2 separate regions of the Homo sapiens genome follow, and region 1 is linked to region 2. Evidence: chromatin contacts called from ENCODE Hi-C or POLR2A ChIA-PET data. All regions are on one chromosome and are shown on one strand. The core of a region is the stretch at or near the end of the contact, and the rest is flanking DNA. Distances in the headings are between cores, read along the strand shown.

Evidence for each region. Hi-C counts contacts between places; a loop is a spot of excess contacts on that map. ChIA-PET counts read pairs that join two places held with the same protein, here RNA polymerase II (POLR2A). Pooled maps may share reads with other maps.
Region 1: a pooled map shows a loop between it and region 2 (4-fold over the local background). The contact joins the enhancer-like site here to the promoter of MEIS1-AS3 in region 2. A Hi-C loop is called at or near these places in 3 of 50 pooled maps. POLR2A ChIA-PET finds 5 or more read pairs at or near these places in 2 of 52 experiments (Caco-2 and HEK293).

What each region holds. Positions count from the first base shown.
Region 1 is chr2:64,744,935-64,751,855 of GRCh38, reverse strand. No RefSeq gene overlaps it. Among named protein-coding and RNA genes, the nearest start is that of SERTAD2, 94 kb to the right of the region's middle. RefSeq lists silencers at 134-1,133, 1,465-1,534, 6,076-6,155. Within about 2 kb of position 1,760, at least 36 of the 41 ENCODE cell types and tissues checked have a DNase peak (open chromatin) inside an H3K27ac peak, as active enhancers do.
Region 2 is chr2:66,428,657-66,435,402 of GRCh38, reverse strand. It overlaps MEIS1-AS3 (MEIS1 antisense RNA 3), which reads left to right and starts at 1,933. Exons shown (of 4, transcript NR_046438.2): 1 at 1,933-2,112; 2 at 3,393-3,472; 3 at 3,565-3,583. MEIS1 (Meis homeobox 1) reads right to left here and starts at 278. Exons shown (of 13, transcript NM_002398.3): 1 at 1-278. RefSeq lists enhancers at 319-418, 6-882, 1,752-2,104, a promoter at 1-520 and a silencer at 1,127-1,226.

The sequences.
Region 1 (6,921 bases), core at 511-3,010, 1.7 Mb after region 2:
GCAAATGTCACGGCCAAGCCTCCCGCCTACGGCTTCCAGCCTCCTCAGATCCCAGCACACAGCCCCGCCGGACTTCCCCCGGAGCGGTCTCCAAGAGTGGGCACTGCGTGATCTGATTCACTCCAAATCTGGCTGTCCCCCGGGAGTGGGGTTTGGCCGTAGGGGCTCCCCGGCAGCGCCAGGCAGAGTCTGAGCAGCAGCCGCCGCCTGCACGCAGAGTTAGGAGCCAGCCTCCGCCGCCGCCTCCTCCTGCCGGATCAGAGTAGGCAGCACAGCCAGTCCCCATCGCTGTCACGCAGCCAGCAGCGGGCCGCCGCCCCCCCGCGCAGCCCCGGCCCTCACACTGTTATTTGCGTGACTGACCCGAGCCGCGCGGGAGGGGAGGGCTGGCCCGGAGAGGAGCTGGTGGAGAGGAGGAGGCCGGGCCCGCCCGCTCCTTCCCCTCTGGCCGGCTGCGGAAGCCCTCTCCTCCCCATTGGCCACACGCTCGCGTCCATCACTCCCGCGAGGCGCTCGGATTGGCAGAAGGCGCACTTCTGGAGCGAGGAGGGCCGAGTGACTCCGCGGGTCTCCGGCGCCTCCTCCTTCCCTCCACCCCACACTTGAACGTCCACCCACCTCTCCCCACCCCCCACTCCACTGCCCCCGCCCCGCTCGCGGCAGTGTCCTTAGAAGACTCATTGGGCCAGGGGTGCAGCCAGCCGCTTAACGAGCCGCGCCGCCATAGGTCGAGGCCCACGCCCGTCGGAACGATGGGCCTCACCATTGGGTAGCTCCGCTCCGCTCCGCCCCCTCAGCTCCTCACCCTCTCGTCGCCGCCTCCTAGCTCACCTCTTTCTCGGCCCCCTTACCCCGCCCGTCCCCGCCGCATCACCCCTGTCCAGCTGGGCGGGGATTGCTGTACGACTCTGTAAAGTCTGTGAGTCACTGCACAACCCATCAATCCAATTAAATGTCTTGAGCGAGCCGAGCAGGCGGTGCTGCCGCCCGCCGCCGCTCGCCCCGCCGCGGCCGCCCCTGCTCCTGCTTGCAGCGCCCCTCTGATCCATGGCTGTCTGTCTGTACTTGTTACGGTGTAACATCCTCCTCCTCCTTCTCCTCCTCCTCCTCGGGAGCCGCTGCAACTTCCCCTCAGCCAGCCTCCTCCTCTGCCTGGGGACTGCAAAGGCATGGGATAGACCCAGAGCCGCTTCCCTCTGTCTCCCCTCCAGCCCTCGCTCAATTTTCCCCCCTTTAAATTAAAGTCTGTTCCTCGCTCCTCGTCGTTTTAGAGATTTATTGGTTGGTCTATTATTTCCCCTGATTTTATTTTCCCTCTCTGGGGCAGAGATCGTAGGGGCCGGTGGGTTTATTTTAGGGAGGGGGCGCTCCATCACCCCACCCCTCCGTTTCTCCTTCTCCCTTTTCGGCCGTGACTTGATTTCCCCGCTCCTCTGCGCTCCCACCCCTCGAACTCACCGTCCTGTACTCGAGTGACGCACAGACACCCCCCGCCCACAGCCCAGACGCCCCCTCCCTCGCTGCCACCCCGACCCGTCTCGGAGCTGGACTGGGTGCCGACTTCTTCGCAGAAGGGTGAGTGCTGTGCTGGGTTGGGTGAGGAGGATCTGAAAAAATGTGGTGGCCGGTCCACTGTTGGGGAGGGCAGGGATCAGGTTGTGGGCTGCAGGTTCCCGGTCCGGCGTGGATTTAAGGTGGCGACTCCCTCCTTTCCTCCCTCCCTCGCTCCCGCTTCCTCCGCCCCTCAGCTCCTTATTCACCAGCCTTGCTGTATATCTAGGTATTGCCAGACTTCCACCATCGGGGCATTATAACGCTTATAAAACATTTGGTAATGGCATGCTTTCTGTCTTTAGGATGCTTAGAGAGCAGTGATAGCCACCAATGTGATCTGATAGATTCTATCACCTGCAAAAAGTGTAAAAGGGACGATGGGTACGTTTTCTTCTAATTCAAAGTTAAACTTTTATTCAATAAAGGCAAGGCAGAAAGGTATTTTTAATTTTAATGCGTGGCGATAGGGCAGCGATAAAGCAGAGAAAGACAGATTGTCTAGTGGCATTGCTTAGTGTTTTTATTTGAAAATAGTTTTATGGGTTCCCTATTGAAAAAATATCAAGTCCGTATCAAAGGTTATGAAGTCTTTGAACCTGTTGGGGGAAAGCAAGGTAAGATGGAAATCCAGCTTGACACTTCATCTTTAGCTCACCTCTGTTACAGGGAGGCATTACAACACAGAGTTTTAAATTTCTCAGTCACTGGACACAATGGAGCATGTTAAGGATATGAGAGAAATATGGATTATTTCTCTTTTGATATCCATCTTTTGTGTACTTCATTGCTTGTTCAGCAATGTCATACTACAGAATTTTGTAAAATTTTGATTTGGTTTCTTGGTTGTCCATAGCTCAGAAGTACAAATACCTGTCTATATATGCTTTATGAGGATGTTGCCATATGCATCTTTCATATTTTGTTTGAAATAAAAGTAAAAATTATGAGAAATAGTTGCTCAGAGTTGGCTTCTGAGGTTGCTTTTTAGAATTCAGCTGTTTTAAAATGGTATTACTCTTTTTGAGTCAAGTTCTGGGCTAGTTGTCCACAAGATTCAAATGAGGCCAAACCAAACATGTTTTGAAACATTAAAGTACAGGAAAGGCCTCTTAATAGTTCATTCTCTCCTTCTCTTTCAGAGTAACCAGAATAAGTTGTTACTAAATTTAATTTTAAAGAATAGACTGTTCCTGTACCGAAATCTGCCAAGTTGCTACAGAAATATTTCTTTTTAAAGAGCAGAAATGTGTTTATGATCAGCCCAAAGTAGTAAAGATGAAAAGTGACTTAAATGTAAATGCTGTCTTAAAGAAATGCTTGTCATAAGCCCCAAAACCTTCCAGAGTGTTTCAGGAAGACTTACACAAAACCTTTTTGAATTGTTTAGTAAATTTTATCATGTGACCTTTTTTATGAGTGTAAGACTGAATTATTGAAAGACCTCATAGCACAAGGGAGCCATGCTGCCAGAGTTTGAATCTTACCACCATCCCTCACTGGCTGTGTGACCTTGGGGGACGTTTCTAACCTGGCTTTTGTGGGTTTTGTCCTGTAGATGGAAAGAATGACTTCTCAAGGGGTTGTTGTAAGGTTGCATGAGAGTACATGTCACAGAGCACTCCAGGTTAGCTACCCCATCATCACCAGCAGTCTTAGAGAGGTGTCTAGTGTAGTGGTTAAGAGTAGGACCTCACGCTGGTTCATGCCTGTAATCCTAGCACTTTGGGAGGCTGAGGTGGGAGGATGGCTTGAGCTCAGGAATTTGAGACCAACCTGGTCAAGATGGTGAGATCCGGTCTCTACAAAATAATTAAAAAAAAAAAAAAAAAAAAGTGGGGCTTCCAGAACCAGATTCCGTAAGTTTAAACCCCAGCTTTTCCTCATTATCTTTGTGACCTTGGCCAAGTTAGCCTCAGTTTCCTCATCTGTAAAATGGAAATAATAGCACCTACTTCATAGGGTTATTGTGATCGCACAGAATGAGTTAATATATGCAAAGATCTTGAGTAGTCTTTGGTGCATCTTTGCAAGTTTAACTCTTATGTGCTTTGCATATCTTGAAATATGAATATGTTTTTTAGACAATTTTTTGTAAAGATAAATTTATTGTTATCAATAAAATAATCAAAATTTTTATCAATATGCCTAATGTTTTATGAGATTTATACTTTTAATCTAGAGTTTGTATGACTCTTTAAGAAATAGAGCTACTGGACCAGGCACAGTGGCTCATGCCTGTAATCCCAGCACTTAGGGAGGCTGAGGTGGACTTTGAGCCCAGGACTTTGAGACCAGCCTGGGCAACACAGCAAAACCCCGTCTCTACAAAAAATACAAAAATCAGCTGAATGTGGTGGCACATGATTGTAGTCCCAGCTACTGAGCCCTGGAGGTGGAGGCTGCAGTGAGCTGTGATTACGCCACTGCATGCACTCCAGCTTGGGCAACAGAGACCCTGTTTTTTTTTCTTTTTCTTTTTCTTTTTTTCTTTTTTTTTTTTTTTTGGAGACAGAGTCTCTTTCTGTCGCCCAGGCTGGAGTGCAGTGGTGCAGACTTGGCTCATTGCAACCTCTGCCTTCCAGATTCAAGCAATTCTTCTGCCTCAGCCTCCTGAGTAGCTGGGATTACAGGTGTGCGGCACCACGCCCGGCTAATTTTTGTATTTTTAGTAGAGACACAGTTTCACCATGTTGGCCAGGCTGGTCTTGAACTCCTGACCTCAAGTGATCCACCCCTCTTGGCCTCCCAAAGTGCTGGGATTACAGGCATGAGCCACTGTGCTTGGTAAGACCCTGTTTCAAAAAAAAAAAAAAGAAATTTAGCTATTGAATGAATTGAGTTGATCCCCTTTCATTTAAACTTGCATAATAGAATGTACATACCTCTATTAAAGTGTAATACATATCACACATTTGCTGTTATCTGTGGTTTTCCCTCCTGTTAAACAAAGCTCTTTGAGGGTAAGAATAGTATTTCATTTATAATTTAATCTCCAGTGCCCAGTACCTTTTATTTAAAGAAGCTTAATTAATGCATGTGAAATTAATTAAATAATGCTACTCTCATGTTTATAGTAGTTGAGTGACATTATAAGTGATACTTATACAAATATAAGTAATACTATTATTTGTATTATTGAATTGAATTTTCACTTTCTCAATTTTTGCAAATAGAGAATAAATGAGAGGAATTACAGTATAATTTACTCTTCATTATGGAACTATTTTTTATTTTCAAGGTTAAACAGAAAATAGTCTGAAAAGTATGCCTGTCATATCCTTCTTTGATACCTGACATGTCCAGTTTTTAATCATAAAATCTGACTCCCACACTTTCTGTCATTAAGTTGGATGTTGTTAATAATTAATATGAATTATATGAATTAGATTTGGAATGTCCCAAAAATGATGATATGATGTTATTATCTGTTACAGATTAATAATAATAATGTATCAGCCTAATCCTGTGAAATTTAAAATGGCATCATTTCCTTAGGGACCACATCCTTATTCTCTTTCCATTCAAGAGTGAAACTTTCTCTTGAGCAGTCTTAATAAATAATTAGCTATTGAAATAGCTGCACTAAATAGTGTGGCAGGAATCATAAAGGAAGCATATGTAATTAGTAAATAAAACACACTCTAAACTTTACCATACGCTTAATATGGTTACTCAATTGGGGAATATATTTTTCAAAATAAGCAAAGTTCATGGGGCCTACCGCCTGCCTCATTTATAGAATCATTCTATTTTACTTGTCAATAAAATCCAGTCTAATTACTGAGCCCTCTGAAGTTATAAAAAGCCAGAATTATCTTTCATTAGAGATCCTTGGTAATAAAATCTGAATACTAATCTACTCAGAATTGTTACAGTGTTCCATCACATTGTTAAAACTTTTCAAACACATATATGAAATATCTATTACAATGTGGGCAATTTTGTGTATATAAATCTTCGTTTAACCAAATCATCAGTTACCCAGTTCAGTTGAATATATTACATTTTCATTGGCTAAAATAATTAATTTAGAAAACTTGCCCTTTTTTGTTTTGATACATTTAAAGCAGCTAATCTACAGTGAAACTTTAAAAAATAATAATTTATAAGCACTTAGAACCTATGCTTAAGTGTTTGGTTGCAAGATCGAAAGTCTATTTTTCACTTGACACATTTTAGCGTGCCATTTATTCTATAGGTCACACCTCTTTCTTTCTTTCAGCTTTTTTTTTTGTGAGGACATTTGGGTATTTATTAGTGTTTTACAGACATATACAATTTCCGCAGGTTTTTTTTTTAAACAATGTTTGTTGTGTACAATTATTTGGAAAGAAGAGCAAGGAAGGGTAGAAATAACCTTTGAGGCTTGCGATTTCTATCCTTGTCTTCTAACATTAGGAACATGGATAACTATCTATACACTTTGTCAGTAATCAAAAGGAGAAGAAAATAACGTATGCATTATCTTATGGCATAAACTCAGAATTAAGGTCCATGAAGTTCTATACTGAGTGATGCTACTGATTGGCATGTGACCTTGAGCATTACACTTAACCTTTACCACTCTCCATGAGTGAAGGCAGTTACCCTCTGCTCACTCACAGAGGAAGTTGTAGGGGTCAGTTGTAAGTGCTTTTTAAAAGCATTTGAGAAGGACACAATGCAAGCAAATACAAAGTAAACATTAGCATTTATAAATGAATATTTGTTCATCATTATTTAAAAATTGTGACCTTTCAGATTTTTTACCTAATGGGCATTTTTCCTTTTAATTTTATATGTGAAGAGACTTCTTACTAGTATGTTCACAAAAATATATATATGGTACCTTTTAAAGAAGCAATGAACTTTGGTTTAGCTGAATGGGGTTTTAAATGTTGTAACACTGAGATTTTGGTACATCCTGGGTTATAACAGATGTTGATATTTTTGAGAACAAACTTCAGGTATCTTGAGAGTTAATACATTTTATTAAGTTAAAGTTTATAAAACTTATATTTGCATTGCAGGAAAACATGTTCAGACTTAGATTCCATTAGCAGTGTATTTAAATAGAAAAATTAATCATATTATTTACTTTTAAATTTCGAAAGGATTACTTGGCTGTAGGACCCATCTTGTTTTATTTTATATTTTTATTTTTTTGAGAAGAATGGAATCCCTGGAAAGGACCCTTCTTTATACTAACTTTTTTTTTTTTTTACCTTGAATGCAGTGAAATATGCATTATTTCAAAATATAGTGGCTTGGAGGATTTAATTTATTTCAGCTAATTTTGTATTTAGGAAAGCTAGGGAAGGCCTGTGTGGAAAGGCTGCGTTTTAAGAAACTGTGTCCCTAACAATGAGTTAGGAATTATTAAAATTT
Region 2 (6,746 bases), core at 684-3,183:
AATGTTAATATTCAAATGCACAAAGCCCTAGCGCTCGCTTCCCTTGAATCAGTCCTAATTCCTAATCAGTTTCTCTCTTCTCTCTCTCTCTTTCTTTCTCTCCCTCTCTCTCCCTCTTTGCAAGTGCTGCACTGGAAGGAGATTAGAGAAGGAGGGTTAAAAAAAATGTCTGTCTGAGTTTGTCTTAAAGGAGCCACGATCGATGCTGCCCGCTTGCAGTCCCCGTGCGTGTGTAAAGTGTGTGTTGCACAGGCGGAGAGGTGGATTCCGACCAGAATGCTAGAACCCGGAAGTAGTGGTGGCCATAACAGGTCGCGTCTTACACAATGCATTGGGCTGCAGCAAGTAGGCTCCTCGGCAGGGGTGGGTGCGCGAAGCGAGCTCTGGCCGCACTGGAGAGGCAGAGAGGCGCTCCATTAAATCGCACGCCCAGGCACAAACACCACACACCCAGGGCACACGCACACAAACGCAGGCAGTAGCCCGCGGCCGCCAGCTTTATTTTCAGTATTCTTTTCTCTCCCTCCCCCTGCAGACTCTCTCCCCAAAGCCGACTCTCTTGAAATAAATTGGGAATCAACGCCGGGCAGGCAGCAGCGGGAGTTATTTTGCACAGGGCTCCGCGCATAGACTTCATGACTTTCCTCGAAATTATTGGGGTCTGCCAGTGTTTTTCGGGGCAGGGGGTGATGCGCAAAGTACTGAATTCTCAGAACTAAACACTGCAAGGAGAAAAGTCAAAGCGGGATCGTGGAGGAAAAGGAGGGAGAAGCCAGGTTGGGAAAGCCTCTGCTAAGGAGTCCTGAGAACATGGGGTTGAGGTGGCTCGGGCTTTCTGCAGACCCAGCTTAGAGGTTTCTTTGCTGTTAGAGGTGGACGCCCGGCCGGGGGAAAGAAAATGCTAGCATTTTGTCACTTCGGGTCTGGACTCCCCCACCTCCTAGCCCCGGCGGCTCCCAGCCCCAGCCCAGGCGTCCTGCGCGAAGTAGAGAGGAAGGGAGGGAACAATGAGCTGAGCGCGGGGAATGTGCCCCCAGCGCCTGTTTACAAACACCAAGCTATTTATGATCGTCGGAAAGCGAAACCCGGCGCGGGCTCGCAGCAGCCCAGACCTCGCGGGCGGAGCCGGGGCCGGGGAGCCGCTGGGAGGGAGGCTCTTTCTCCGACCCGCTCGGGGTGAGGCGGCCGTGCGCCCAGGGCGCGGCGCGGCGCGGCGCGACGCTGCCGGAGTGCTAGGCTCCGGCTGCAGCCACCGCTGCCTTTGTCTTAGAGGCGCCGAGGGGCTCCAGCCTCGACCTCTCCCGGGCCTGTAAGAACCTCGCGCCCCACTAGCTCTTTCTCCAGCGAAGCCCTGCCCTCACCACCCCAGACATCCTTCCCCGCGCTCCTCTTTCCCGTCCCCAACCCGGCTCGGCGAAACCTCCCAGTGCCAGAGAAAAAGAAATCCGCTTCGGAAGCTGAGATTTCAGACAAAAGCTGCCTGTACCTACAACTCGGAGGCTCCAACCAACCACTGTTTTTTGTTTTGTTTTGTTTTTAACTTTAACACCTATTGCCTGGGCTTTAATTCCCCCTCACCCCTTCTCTTTATTCTCCCGCTCTAAGCTTCTCCCTTGTGATTATATTTAGTGGCGTTATTTTCGTATTTATATTTCTGTCCGCTGGGCTCTGATCTGCCGAGATGGCTCAGCCGCAGCAGCTCTACCAGTGGCTGGAAACCTCACATCCACAAGCAGGGCTCGCAGCTCGCTCGGCTCCGAGAGGATTTTTCCCCCTCCCTCCAGCTGAAACCTCGCAGAAAACTCCCCCTGCGGTCGACTGGAAAATGAGCTCACCCAAATCTCGGTAGGCAGCCGTGGAGGAGTGCTCGGCCAATCAGGAGGCGCCCCCGCCCAGGCCGCCGCGCATTGGCTGCGGGGAAAATCAATTATCAAATAATCGATCAGCAGGGAGCTTCGATCTGCGGGGAATGCGAACTGCCAGTCCCTATTCCCGCCCTGAAGGTGGCCAAAAGGCTGACTCCCTCCAAGCAGCCCGCCCGCGCCTCCATCGCCCCCACCCACGTCCCACTCGCCAGCTGCGGACTGAACCCTCACCCTCAAGGGGGTGTAGGTAGGGAAAGAGTTTTGAGCAAGATTGGGGGTATCCCTTCATCCGAAGATTGTTTGGGAAAGGTTAGGAGCTCTAAAATGTATTGAAGCCAACTCTTAAGCGCAAAGTAAAAGATAATTTGCGTCCGTCTGCGAGGTAGGACTGAAGATTCTATAGAGTGGGCTTCCGAGGAGCAGGAGACACAGGGCGAGCATGAGAACATAGGTCTGGAATGAGGTTCCACCGAGCGTCCGTAGTCTCCTTAGGCGACATCTATCGCTTCCTTTAGCACTTCGCAGGAGTCAACGCGGGGTTGGTTGCCCCCAACAGTGGAGCGTTTCCATAAAGCCGAGCAGATGAGCCTTCCCAGCCGCCTGCACTGCACCCTTCCCCGCCCCCAACTCCGTACTGGCACCCTGTGTGCCTGAAGGGCTGACACACGTTCTCCCAAAACCTTCAGAAGCGCTTTGCCTTGAAAGAGCTCTCCCTCGTGTGTGTGTGTGTGTGTGTGTGTGTGTGTGTGTGTGTGTGTGTGTGTGTGTGTTTAAACCATCTCCAGGATCCCTTATCATTTGCTTCCTCTCTCCTTTTTCTCTCTGTTTCTCCCTGTCTTTTTTCTGACGCTTAAGTTTCAGGATCTTTTAGTTTTTTTCCATCACATACATGTGTAGGTTTTCTGGTACAAACGCCCTGAAACATCACTTGGGAGGTTAAGACAGGCCCGCGAGTAAAAGCTGGGGACGGAGTGGGTGGGCAGCCAGGTGCATTACCAGCGCCTTTATGCCTCTGCCTACACTTCCCGGCCTCCCCCCATCCCCCCACCCCCCCACCCCACGCCTCACCGTCGCTCCCCGGCCCCACAACATGAACTTGGAAGCAGAATTTCAGGCCAAGATGGAACCTCCCCGTCTCAGGAAGGCGATTTCTGTTTAATCCTTGGGAGGCTGCGCTGGCTGGGCCAGGCAGCACGCTCCTTTTCCGATTAGGGAAAGGACTAAGCTGGGCCGGCAGTCTGCGACCCCTTCCCGGAACCCCAGCCGACTTCGGGGTATACCTGAGCGCCTTCCGATGGCTGCTCGCGGGGGTGTGATCATCGTCCCCGCATCAGGCCCGCCAGGCATCTGCGCGACTCGGGGGTAGGAGGGAGATGCGTGGGTGGGAGGTGGGGGTCAAACCAAACACCGACAGGGCACACCTACGTTTATGATCCTTAAATGAACTGCGAGGGAAATTGTGTAAGTATAATTTAACTGAGAGAAATTTATTGCGAAATACGCTTAGAGGACTGTGGTCTTTAACAGCCTCAGGGGTTCTTCGGCAAAGAGGTAACGGGGCTTGGATTTACCACAACTCTGCGGCCACGTTTTCAAATTTGGAAAAGGTCAGTATATATATATATATATATATTTGACAACAGGATTTATTTTGTATTGTTGCTTTCCGGTAATCTTTTTCTTTTGTTTTCTAGCACAGATGAGAAAAGAAGGTTCAGGTAAGTCACCCTTTGCAAACATAACCAAAATCTTCAAAGCAGGAGGAAGACTAGACGACTGCATGCTTTAACCATGATGTGCCAGATTACCTTAAAAATGTACTTTAAATTACCTACACACAAATTTTCCTTAAAGAATGAGATAGTTTGAGTTTGCGGACTTAAAATCAACTCAGTAGTTTTGAAAAGTGCCCCTCCCCCCCCCCACAGTCTTTCCATTTTAAACTGTGAACCTAATATAACTTCTAGGCCTTTATACAATTAATTCTGAACAATCAAGGGACTAAACACTTTTACAATGTAATTACAGTAGTACAAATTGTTTGCCCAAACCTCATTCTGGATAAGGATTTTACAATTAGCAAACAGTTATTACAGTTGGGGCTTGCTGAGAGAAATTGCACAGAGGATGTCTAGAGTTGCAATATAGTAGCCATAAAAAAAAAAAAAACTCCTTTAGCAGGGCAGCAATTAATCATCTATTAAAAGGAAACAAATGAAGGGACAGGTCTAGGTATCTTAGTAAACTACTGTCAATATTTATGCCCATTTTTTGACAGCCCCTATTCCTAACTTATTTCAGATACTTGCTTTTTTAAGGCAATAGCACTTTTATTTTGCAAAAACTTGGCCTGGTGAAAACTTCTGGCACTTGGCCCTAGCTCTTGCGATTCAGGCCTTCCGTTCTCTTCTCATCCTTCTTATCTCAGAGCATCTTTCCAGAGATAGAGAACGGTGACAAAAGGAGGCAGACTGGGCCCTTGGTCTCTATTGTTTACACCCTCCTGTATGGAGGCATTTCAAGCCCTCAGTGCTCCTCTGAGCTGCTGGTAAAGTCGTCTCGGAGAACTCCCCTGACTTTATGTTCTATAAGGAATTGTGCTTCTGGAAAGATCTATATCCTAAATTAGGCTTTTGTCCCAAAAGGTCACACTGATGAGTCAGCTCCAAAACCCTTAGAAACTAAAGAGGCACCTCTTAAGGTAAAACGTGTGTGTATTTGCCAGCCCAGAATAAACAAAAGCCTGTTAATCAATCGAGTTTGGCAGCTGTGTTCACAAAATGATAAGGGTTTATCATTTGCCACCAAACTTTAAGATGTCCCTTAAAATGCTGTGATTGGTTTTTAGGTTGTCCTGTGGTGTGGAGGCTTGGCGTTTGTATTTCAAAAACATTCATCCTCTGCATCTCTCCCCCTCACTAGCATTGACATTTCAAAAAAACAGAAATAAGAGGAGGGAGGGAAAGATAGTTTAAAGAAAATAGATTCGAAATCTAGTACAGATAATAGAGGAATGCTGGAGATAAGAGCCTGGAGGTGATATGAGAAAGGCACCAAGAAGTCAAAGCTAATGAATGGCTGTGAGAAAAGTGAAATAAACTATTGAGAGATCTATTAAAGGGGGAAACCTGGTTAGGTGATATCAAAGGGGGTTAACTGAGAGGATTAGGGAGGATGTTAATCAAGTGCTCTAAAGCATTACAGGCTATAAGGACTGAAAGATTTGTTTACTGCATTTTGCTTCAGAAAACAAAGAATGTCTGGGTCCAGTTCAGAAGTCAATTAGAGGTCAGCTTAGGCTCTCCAAGGGTTGCAGGGAAAATACCTAAGTTACTATATTCTGACTGGATGATGCAAAAATTAGGGAAAAAAAATGGGGGGTGAGAGGGAGGTGCTTTCCTTACTATTCTATTTCAAATCATTAAAATGCTTTGGTCTCTAGGGGGGAAAAAACTACACTGGTTAACATAATTACTAGCTCTGACATTTTCAGAAGTTATAGAGGTCTTTTATTAATTAAATGGAGGGCTTAATAAAGTATTCCTAATAAAATTTATGGTTGTCTTAAAACTTTCTAAACAGTGCTATAAATTCTTAATAAAATTAACTGGGAAATGAGTTATTAGCCCACACTTTACCCTCCCCCCCAAACTGCTACATAAGGAGTGTCTGCAGAATGAAAAGGAAATAGAAGCCTTTTAGTAAAATATAAATATTAGCCAAAGTCATGCATTGCTCTGAAAGAGGCAAAGTCCCAACTGTTGTTTCTACTGGCCTCATTCTCCAATATCCCCCAAAAGCTATCCCACAAAACTTCATCAAGAGAATTTATTCCCCTTCCCAAGTACCTATTATATATGCATTTATGTGTAAGTGCATTTGAAATACAACCTTCAATTTTGTGGACTGAGTTGTATGTTAAATGTAGTAAAAAACATAGATGCATCATGCAAAGTTCCGCTATAGAATCTTCAAGTCTCACGGTGCAAATACTTTCTTTATTTTTAATTAAAAATAAAATGCCCTGTAATTTCTCTCACTTTAATTTCTATAAAGATAACTTTTAAATGATAAATTTCTAAATAACATTTTTCTCTGAAGTTATTTAAAAGTGTATTTTCTGAAGCAACATTTTGTTGACATATGCAAAACCTTTTTATATCATTACGTTTCAAAACTTTTAGTGAGTTATCTTAAGTTTTCAGGTACTTCACTGCTTCACAGATACAATGCTGGCTGGTTAGCTATTTTAAAGAAGATCACACACATACACTTCAAACCACAGCAGCCTTGGTGAATTGTTTAGCATTTGAAGGCTTGATCTTTTGTGCCGTCTACTGGACAATAGAAAAACTGCAGCCTTGATGACAAACTTTAATCTTGTTTTACGGGGGTGGGAGGTGGTGGTTGGGGGTATGATTTGGTGCTGGTAACTAACAAGAGAAAACCACAGTACCCAACTTAGACTCATAGGACAGGTCTTGGGGTCTAACCATGTTTTTCAAATCCAAAGATAGGATATGATATCAATCATAGGTGTATAGCTCAAACACTTGATTAAGGCACAAGGCTAAAACCTACATTGAATACAGCTGTGCATGTGTGTGTACCCATATGCCTAAACTTGGGAAGACAGCCTGGGAAAAGAAAGGAAGATAGGACAGATTCAACAACTCTGAAAACAAAAACAAAAACAAAAAACAAAAAACAGTAGTGGTTGCTTGACACTGAGGATGAATTTGCTTGACAGTCAAGTTAAATCTATCTACTGCCTCGATAATCTAGCATGTACAAATCAGTTCTTGGAATTTGGAAAGTGACATTGGTAATCAAGAAAAAAAACCCTTTAGGAGAGGGGAAATGACACTGGTAATTATAAAA